2 separate regions of the Homo sapiens genome follow, and region 2 is linked to region 1. A link is an interaction called in ENCODE POLR2A ChIA-PET data of the cell type or tissue named here. Cell type or tissue: CD4-positive, alpha-beta T cell. All regions are shown on one strand.

Region 1 (5,000 bases):
CTCCTGCCTCAGCCTCCCAAGTAGCTGGGATTACAGGCATGTGCTACCACACCCAGATAATTTTTGTATTTTTAGTAGAGAAGGGGTTTTGCCATGTTCGCCAGGCTGGTCTCGAACTCCTGACCTCATGTGATCCACCCGCCTCGGCCTCCCAAAGTATTGCGATTACAGGCATGAGCCACCACACCTGGCCTGGTCACAGCATTTTTATCAACTGATCAACACATAACCTGGTTTTATGTCTGTTCCTGTTTAAAGACACCTTGTTTAATGTATGCAGTTGATTCATTAACATTGAATTCACAGCCAGCAGCACTGTAAGCCATGCCTGAATGAAGCATCTCTAACTCACAAATTATCTCCATACGGCACATCACAGCCTTCCTGTGCTTAGGAACTGTCGGCAGTACCACTTCAGCACTGTGCTTGGGGACATTTTAAACAATAAAATCAAGTGGAAAAAAAGGCCGGGTGTGGTGGGTCATGCCTGTAATCCCAGCACTTTGGGAGGCTGAGGCAGGTGGATCACTTGAGGTCAGGACTTTGAGACCAGTCTGGCCAACTTGGCGAAACCCCATTTCTAGTAAAAATACAAGAATTAGTCGGGTGTGGTGGTGCGGGCCTGTAATCCCAGCTACTTGGGAGGCTGAGGCACAAGAATCGCTTGAACCCAGGAGGTGGAGGTTACAGTGAGCCGAGATCACGCAAAAGAAAGAAAAGTGGAAAAAAAAATGCTAAAAACATGGCAGTAAATAGACAGCAAAGAGGATGCTTGTTTACGGTGTGAGATCTGAGGTCCCAGCTGTTCGACTTCAGCTGAGATTATGCACATTAGGGAGTGAAATTATTGGCCTCTGCACGTGTTCATGAATGATTGTGAAAGCACCTCAAGTATTGACTTTGGGGTTACAAATAAATTTTAGTGCGTAGATGAATTTCCAAATACGGAATCTGCAGATAACGAGGCCTGACTAATTTCCAATGACTGCCTCTATCCCTTCTAGTAGAGGTACCGGAGTAAACCGACCTCTGCTAGTTTTTGGAATGGTGAGGGTGTGTACTTTCAGTGGCCGAGTGTAACTTCCTCCTGCCTGCTTTTTCCTAGTGTGGAAGCCAGCTCTCCAGGCCACGGAAGTCCTCTGAGCAGCCTGTTACCTTCTGCCTCAGTGCCAGAGTCCATGACAATTAGTAAGTACTTTCGCAGCCCCCTCCACCAGCTCTGGGATGACTTCTGGCCCACGTCTCATGGCGGTGCCTTTGTGCTTCTAACCCTGTGACTGTGGGTTCACGTCAGGTGTGTACGTCCCTGGTTGTAGACTGGAGGTGTGGTACGTGCTTGTGGATATCCAGAACCGTGGTTAATGCGTGGCGCTTGGGCGTGTGCGCGCTAAAGGGCGTGCCTCAGGATGGAGCAGCCTTGCCGTAGACTTCTGTGGTTCCAGGTTTTGGGGTTTGCCTCCCATAATGCAGTTAGCTACAGAGGACCTATTCTAGTTGGATTTCCTTTGTAACTCTGAAGGACTCATTTTTGTAAGTGAAGAAGAATATGTCTCTCCAAGATGATTAAACTTTGCTAATGATCAGGCTTCAACTGTTTCCAACTTTACTACCTAGAAAAAGTATTAGAGATATAGCAAGGAAGACTAGGTTTGAATGGCTTTGTATAACAAAGAATAAACCAACTGTTATGTAAACTGACGGGTGCTCCTGGTATCTCACTGGTGGCTTGAGCCAGCATTTGTCCCATGGCCTCCCCTGGAGGCAGAGGGGGCACTTGTTCCCAATTAAAAAAAAAAATTAGCTTTTGTTGCTAAGGAAGGAAGAAGGCGTTTGGGAGGCACCTAGCATTTTCTGATTCAAGGGTGAAGCAGGAAGTGAGCAGACACTATGTAAACCAACAGTTGGTTTATTTTTTGTACACAAAGCCATTCAGACCTACTCTTCTTGAAGTTCCGGTGGTTAAGGAGATGTGATGGAAATTTCTCTCTATCCAGAGGTAGATGGGCTGGGGCTGGTATGTGGCTCCACGGCCATCAGAGACCGGGACTCCTCCTGTCTTGCCTTGTAGACCAAAATAGCCATTTTAGCTCCAGCCATTTCATTCTCATTCCAGGCGGCAGGAAGGAGGAGAGAGCAGAGAGACTTCGTCTATTTCTACATATAGGATTCAGGGGCCTGAGCTTGGATAGGGAAAAAAATTACAATGTTTTTCATTTAGCTCTGGGTGAAATATAGTATTTTCTTCAATCATGATCATTCTATTTTGATGTAATTGGTTTCCTTTGTGATATGGTATGTTTTATATATTTTAATACATTTTCCTGAATAGGAGCCCATGGTTATTCCTAGATTACAAAATGGGCTCTTGGTACAAAAACGTTGAAGCTCCCCCGACCTTCACTAGAAGGTGCTTACAGTATACCACTCGTGTCTTGGGCCAGCATTCATGTCATGGTCCCCCTTGGCTGCAGAGGGGGCAATTGTTCTTGATAAAAAGGAAATTAGTTTTTGTTGCTAAGGAAGGAAGAAAGAGTTTGGGAGGCACCCAGCATTCTTTGATTCAAGGGTGAAGCAGGAAGTGAGCAGACACCGTAAGGCTGCTGCGTGGGAACGGCTGGCCGCACTTTTTGTATGTGAGCATGTGTGGTTTACTGTGGCGCTGCTCAGCCCTGAACTCCGCTGAGCAGGTGTTAATAGATCACTCAGTCCATGGGACACAGGGTGGGTGAGTATGTAGCTGGCTGCTTTTCACCTGTCAATCTTTTGTTTACCACAGTACTGTTACTTACCCTATAGTTTACTTTATTATTCATTTTTATTTATTTATTTTTTTGTAGAGTTGAGGTCTCACCATGCTGTCCAGGCTGGTCTTGAACTCCTAGGATCAAGCGATCCACCCGCCTCAGCCTTCCAAAGCGCTGGGATGACAGGCATGAGCCACCGTGCCCGGCCTACTACAGTTTACTTTTTTTTTTTTTTTTGAGACAGAGTCTTGCTCTTGTCTCCCAGGCTGGAGTGCAATGGCACGATCTCAGCTTACTGCAACCTCCACCTCCTGGGTTCAAGCGATTCTCCTGCGTCAGCCTCCCAAGTAGCTGGGATTACAGGCCCACGCCCGGCTAATTTTTGTATTTTTAGTAGAGATGGGGTTTCGCCATGTTGGCCGGGCTGGTCTTGAACTCCTGACCTCATGATCTGCCGGTCTCAGCCTCCCAAAGTGCTGGGATTACAGGTGTGAGCCACCGTGCCCAGACTGTAGTTTACTTTTAATGATGCACTTAAACAAATTGAATTCCTTTATTTTTTGAAAAAGGAAGCTTTATCTCACTACTGTAAATGGAGAGTCACTATGAGTTAACGAAACCAGCAGGTCGCTGTAAAATGAAGACAGTGGAAGGAAACTATTACTAAGTGTGCCTGGCGTGGTTGCCTGCCCTGGGTTCCGATTGATACCCACTCTTGTTGTTCAAAAGAGAGATGAGTGCTGCTTCTTTTTGGCCCCGGCCTGTGGCAAGTATCTCAGTCTTCATACTGCTGGGAAGCTCTGTAACCACCAGCAAGACCAGAAGTGGGGTGATCAGCAGTGCAGGAAAGCCCATTTGGGTGCAGTCCCCGCACCTAGCCCTTTTGGAAGTGCTTCTCCAAAAGGGAATTGTGCCGGAAAAGTAGGGATTGAAACCAAACAGCCACATCCTGCCATCAGGATGCTCTTTATGGCCCCACTGACCAAGAAATCACAGCTTCTGTACTCAGTGATGACTGCTTGACTTCAGTTGAGGACAACAATGAAGTTCTGTAGCCAGGCGTGGTGGCAGATGTCTGTAATCCCAGCTACTCGGGAGGCTGAGGCAAGAGAATTGCTTAAACCCCGGGAGGTGGAGGTTGCAGTGAGCCGAGATGGCGACACTGCACTCCAGCCTGGGTGCCAGAGCGAGACTCTTTGTCTCAAAAAAAAAAAAAAAAAAAAAGAAAAGAAAAGAAAAGAAAAAAAAAGCTAAAATAAAAATTTCGGGGAAAAAAATTTAGGGATAAAACCTTGGTGAAGTTCTGATTGCTGGATTTGGTCACAAAGATCATGCTGTTGGTGACATCCCTGGGGTCCGAGTTAAGGTTCTCAGAGTAGTCAGTGTAGCTCTCCCTTGGTCCTATGCAAAGGCAAGAAGGAAAGACCAAGATAATACATTTTGATGGTGAAAACACAGTAGAAATATATTTTTATAAGCCAAAGGCAAAGAGATGTGTCAGCGAGTCACATTAGGTGTTGAGGCTATCCTGTTACTGAACTGATGGTAATGGAGAGGACTGAGGATGAGAAAAGAAGCCACTCCTGTGACTTGCTGGGATCTAACGCCACATCGCTTCCCAGCACCTATGATTCTGTCTCTGTGTGGGTGGCACCGTGGTGTAGATGGACAAGACTTGACTCTGGCTGTGAGGCACAGCTACTGTAAAGAACACTGCGTTTTGATTTATGGGCATTTTTTTTTTTTAAAGGACAGCAGCCCCGAGATCATGCCTGCGAGCCTTTGTAGGCACCGTAAGTAGGGCTGCAGGCATCCCTGTGTGCCCTGGCAGGTGTCTGACATTCTGTTTCCCAAGAGTTCCTGCGGCCGGGGCTGAGGTCCCAGCATCTCAGATAAACACGGTTTGCTTTGTCAGCTGCGTCTCAGGTCCACATAGAGCATGGTGTCTGGGCCTTCCTCAGCCGCTTTCTGTCTTTGAGGAAGTCACTGGCCTTGCCTGTGCATTTTCAGTGATGACATACATGCCCTTAAACATGCTCGAGTTAGGCCAGTGACAGAGGCGTAGATTGTTTTTCTTGTTTTGACTCAGACAATTTTTTAGAAACTATATCATTTTATTATTTGGCATTTTGAGCAAGTTTGGGACATATCCAGAGCTTATACCTTGAATCTCTGAAGAAAAAAATGTCACCATGTCTGCATTTGAGCCTTGATACTTGGTAGAAACGTGGTCTGTGGTTAGGATTGTGTGTGGGT
Region 2 (5,000 bases), 71 kb before region 1:
ACAGTGGTGTGATCATGGTTCACATCAGCCTCAACCTCCCAGGCTCAAGATCTTCCCATCTCAGCCTCCTGAGTAGCTAAGACTACAGATGCAAGCCACCATACCTGGCTAATTTTTGTATTTTTTGTAGAGATGGGGTCTCACTATGTTGCCCAGGCTGGTCTCAAACTTGTGGACTCAAGTGATCCTCCCACCTTGGCCACCCAAAGTGTTGGTATTACAGGTATGAGCCACACTGTGCCTGGGTTATCCCTTTTTTACTGATGAGAAAACAGATTCAGAGAGGCAAAATGCCATAGCCTACGTTAGACGTTTTGGAACGGCTAGAGTTCCATGACTTGTTCTTTCTCCCTTGTGTGCTATTTAGTGACTAAATGGTTTTTGAGGCTGAGTTTAAAAAAAAAAATTATTCTCCTCTACCTCAGTGGGATTCCTTCTTAATATCAGAGACCTGGTCTTACCTTTGAAATGTATTTGGGTAAAGGTGGCACCACCTTCATGTTGGAAAGGCCACATCATTGTCCCTATTCTGTGAGAAAGTTGAATCTCGGCTGGATGCAGTGGCTCACGCCTATAATCCCAGCCTTTTGGGAGGCTGAGGCAGGCGAATCACTTGAGGTCAGGAGTTCAAGACCAGCCTGGCCAACATGGCAAAACCCCGTCTCTACTAAAAATACAAAAATTAGCCAGGCGTGGTGGTGCCCACCTGTAATCCCAGCTACTCGGGAGGCTGAGACAGGAGAATCGCTTGAACCCAGGAGGCAGAGGTTGCAGTAAGCCGAGATCACACCGTTGCAATGCAGCCTGAGTGAGAGAGTAAGACTCTCTCAAAAAAATAATTAAAAAGAAGAAGAAAGTTGAATCTCAAGAGGGAAAGTCAGCGAACATTTAAAAATAACTTAGGACTGACAAGATAGATGAGTTGCCTCCCTTCCTCACCGCTGATAGCTGGCCCGGCCCTGGAGTTGAGCTCAAATCCACTCACTTCCCTCCAACTCCTCTCCTGGCCCGCGGTCCCCATCACCAGCATCTCACAGCATGGCCGCTGCAGCCTTAGGCTCTTCCCATTCGTTCTTGTCCTGCTTCCACCACATTGAATGCAGAATGCAGATTCCCTCACCTCATGCTCCCTTGAAACCTCCCAGCTGCCTTGTCTTTGCTCTTGGGAGAAAGACCCACGTCCTTAACACAGCCTGGAGGCCTCACATGCCCTGCTCTCTGATCCAGCCATCTGCCCTTTTTCTCCTTTTGTTTTTAAAGCTTTTCACTACTTTTTCTTTCTTTTTTTGAGATGGAGTCTCGCTCTGTCACCCAGGCCGGAGTGCAGTGGCGCTATCTCGGCTCCCTGCAAGCTCTGCCTCCCAGGTTCACGCTGTTCTCCTGCCTCAGCCTCCCATGTAGCTGGGACTACAGACGCCCGCCACCATGCCCAGCTAATTTGTTTGTATTTTTAGTAGAGATGGGGTTTCACCGTGTTAGCCAGGATAGTTTTGATCTCCTGACCTTGTGATCCGCCCGCCTCGGCCTCCCAAAGTGCTGGGATTACAGGCGTGAGCCACTGCGCCTGGCCTGCTTTTCGCTACTTTTTCAAGGAAATTTTTTTTTCTTTTTTTGAGATGGAGTTTCGCTCTTGTTGCCCAGGCTGGACTGCAATGGCGCGATCTTGGCTCACCGCAACCTCTGCCTCCTGGGTTCAAGCGATTCTCTTGCCTCGGCCTTCCAGGTAGCTGGGATTACAGGTGTGTACCACCATGCCTGGCTAATTTTGTATTTTTAGTAGAGACAGTATTTCTCCATGTTGGTCAGGCTGGACCTGAACTCCCGACCTCAGGTGATCCTCCCGCCTCGGCCTCCCAAAGTGCTGGGATTACAGGCATGAGCCACCGCACCCGGCCTGGATCATTTTTGACTTACAAAAATGACAGCTTGTTCAAAATAGTTAAAAACAATATGTTTTTCGTATGCCTCTCTTTTTTAAAAGAGTGTGCAGATATCAGGCTCAGAGCCGTCCTCTGGCCATGGCAGAGAGTCAAAATTTATTACATTAATTGTATTTAGTTTTTTTTTTTTTTTTCTTTTTTAACTTGAGATGGAGCCTTGCTCTGTCGCACAGGCTGGAGTACAGTGGCGCAATCTCAGTTCACTGCAACCTCCACCTCCCGGGTTCAAGCGATTCTCTTGACTCAGCCTCCCTAGTAGCTGGGACTATAGGTGCGCGCCTCCAGGCCTGGGTAATTTTTGTATTTTTAGTAGAGACGGGGTTTCACTATGTTGGTCAGGCTGGTCTTAAACACCTGACCTCAAGTGATCCACCTGCCTCAGCCTCCCAAACTGGTGGGATTACAGGCATGAGCCACTGCGCCCGGCCTATGTTTAGTTTTAAGGCTACTGTTTTTATGTCATATGATGCTAGTTTACCATTTACAACTGTGATGGAGCTTTCCATTTTTTAAATTTTAAAATAATTTTTAAACAGGTGTATGTAACTGAACAAAGTGAGTCAAATTCAAGACAAATAAGTAAATAATAGTACATATCCTTACACCGAAAAAAAGCTGCCAAGGTGTTGGTGGATGAGTAATGTTTCGAGTAGAGACAGTGCTAGCAGGACAGAGCAGACCATTGCTGGATTTGGGAGCCTAAATGGTGCACCGTATTTTGCCAAAATACAAAATCCAAGGTGGATGTGTGTGAGCATGTTTTTGTATGTGTGTGTGGGTATGTGTGTGAGAGATATATATATGTATACATGTATATATATATTTTTATATGTGTGTGTGTATATATGTGTGTGTGTGTGTGTGTGTATATATATATATGTATATTTGATCTTGTGAGAGACGGACACCGTGAGATGCTGCCATCTTCACATGGAACATAAAACAGTATTGACATTAGGGGAAATGCAGGCGAGACTTGTTTTTTCCTTCAGATGGAGTCCTGAGAAGCCTCCCCAGGAGGAAGTGGTGGCAGCCGCTGGGCTCTGAAATGCGCGCTTCTCTTTGTTGGTGGTGTTTTCTAGCTCTGTTTTTCTCTAGGAACAAAGACTCGTTCTTATGGTTCATTGAAATTATTCCATGTTCTTTCAGTCAGACTGGCCTGTGAAGAAGCTTTAAGATATCTTTGGAATATTTTGCCCTCTAGAAATAATGGCCCAGGAGCTTTGTAGGCCCTAGAAGTTACCTCAAAGACTAGAAACGTGATTGTTCCGCCAAGGCGTCTTTGTCCCATACGGAATCAGAGGACGTGATCTGGAAGTTTTCCCTTCAAATTATGAACAGGAATGCTAACGGGGGCAGTGGAATCAGCATGGGCTTTGGAGCTTGGCATTTGAATCCTGGGTTTGCCAGTTCTGGGTTGTGTTGCGATTTTGGGCAAGTTTCTTTCTTGCACCTCAATATCCTCAACTCTGAAATGGGTAGTATAATGGTATTCACTTCAGAGGGTTGTTATGAGTCAGTTCATGTGCAACCCTTAAAACATTGCCTGGCAGGTAGTAAGTTTCCAGTAATTGTTAGCTGTTGTGATTTTCATTATAAGGATATGTAAGGTGTTTTGACACTTGGTAGACATTTACCACACACTCACACACTGGATCTCTTTGCCATATGGGTGGCAGTGAGTTGGCTTCAGGTATTCATCTGCATTTAGAAGTTGTTAATTATGGCCAGGTGCAGTGGCCCGCACTTGTAATCTCAAGCCCTTTGAGAGGCCAAGGTGGGAGGATCACTTGATCCCAGGAGTTCGAGACCAGCCTGGCCAACATGGCGAAACCCCATGTCTACAAAAAAACCAAAAATTAGCTAGCCAGGTGCGGTGGTGCAGGCCTGTGGTCTCAGCTACTCAAGAGGCTGAAGCGGGAGGATCACTTGAGCCTAGGAGGTCGAGGCTGCAGTGAGTCATCAACCCGCCATTGCACTCTAGCCTGGGCGATGTGAGACCTCGTCTCAAAACAAACAAACAAACAAACAAGAAATTGCTCTTTTTAATGAACTTTCAGGTGACTGTCAGAAGAAATCATAGGAGAGCATTTCTTCTCCTTTCAAAGCATGCAGAAAAGAATGATTTGTTTTGGTGATTTTTTTTTTTTTAACCTTTTGAGGAATTAGAATCAGTTTTGGACTTTTCAGGAAGCTAAAAACCAAAACCAGCTGCCCTTTGTTGTTCCTGATGTTATTCTTAATGCAGTTGAAAACTGTCACGTGTATCCCCCAGAGGACTTACGAAACGGAATGGCTTTTTCAGGCTTTTTTTTCTCTTTTAAATATCTCTGAATGTTTGTCATGTGATTTTTATGTTCCCTGCATCACAAGTTTCTTACCAGCCTCTAACTAGTTTGAGGTGTTGACTGGATGTTACGATTCTTGTCATCCTGACCAAAAATCCTGGGGTTCATTAATTGGACTCTCCCCCTCCCTTACCCCAAGTACTTTATTTCCACTTTGAGGCTCTGTAGTAGACAGTCCATATTGCATACTCTTTTATTTTACTGCTTGATTAAATGAATTGCTTGGGGTTTTTTTTTTTTTTTTTTTGAAAAAAGATTATTTCTAGCAATGGGGAACCTCCAGGACGTTTAACAAATCTAAGCCCATTTTTATATCTGATTTTTTTTTTTTTGAGACAGGATCGCACTCTGTCGCCCAGGCTGGAGTGCAGTGGCGTGATCTTGGCTCACTGCAACCTCTGCCTCCCAGGTTCTAGCGATTCTTGTGCCTCAGCCTCCGAGTAGCTGGGATTTTAGGGGTGTGTCACCACACCCAGCTAATTTTTGTGTTTTTAGTAGAGACGGGGTTTAACCATGTTGGCCAGGCTGTTCTCAAACTCCTAACCTCAGGTGATCCACCCTTCTTGGCCTCCCAAAGTGCTGGGATTATAGGCGTGAGTCACTATGCCTGGCCCTGAACCTATTTTTATATCTAAATTTAAATTAATATTTGTCTTACTTATATTGATAGTTGTTGAGAAATACTGCCTAGGCCATAATAAACATTATGTTA

Evidence for each region. Peaks named below come from ENCODE experiments on the same cell type or tissue, not always from the same donor. Only the 100,000 strongest peaks of a DNase experiment are listed, where the experiment ranks them.
Region 2: POLR2A ChIA-PET joins it to region 1 with 6 read pairs; 5 of 35 experiments call an interaction of 5 or more read pairs at or near these places.

The regions. Positions count from the first base shown.
Region 1 is chr16:12,077,728-12,082,727 of GRCh38, forward strand. It overlaps SNX29 (sorting nexin 29), which reads left to right. Exons shown (of 21, transcript NM_032167.5): 11 at 1,106-1,188. It also overlaps the pseudogene RPS23P6. Among named protein-coding and RNA genes, the nearest start is that of SNX29, 100 kb to the left of the region's middle. In CD4-positive, alpha-beta T cell, a CTCF peak has its summit at 2,423; DNase peaks (open chromatin) are centred at 1,404, 1,922 and 2,604; H3K4me3 peaks cover 2,541 bases; H3K27ac peaks cover 3,732 bases.
Region 2 is chr16:12,006,674-12,011,673 of GRCh38, forward strand. The region is part of intron 3 of SNX29 (sorting nexin 29); the gene reads left to right. Among named protein-coding and RNA genes, the nearest start is that of SNX29, 32 kb to the left of the region's middle. In CD4-positive, alpha-beta T cell, no CTCF peak of the experiment used is centred here; no DNase peak of the experiment used is centred here; H3K27ac peaks cover 321 bases.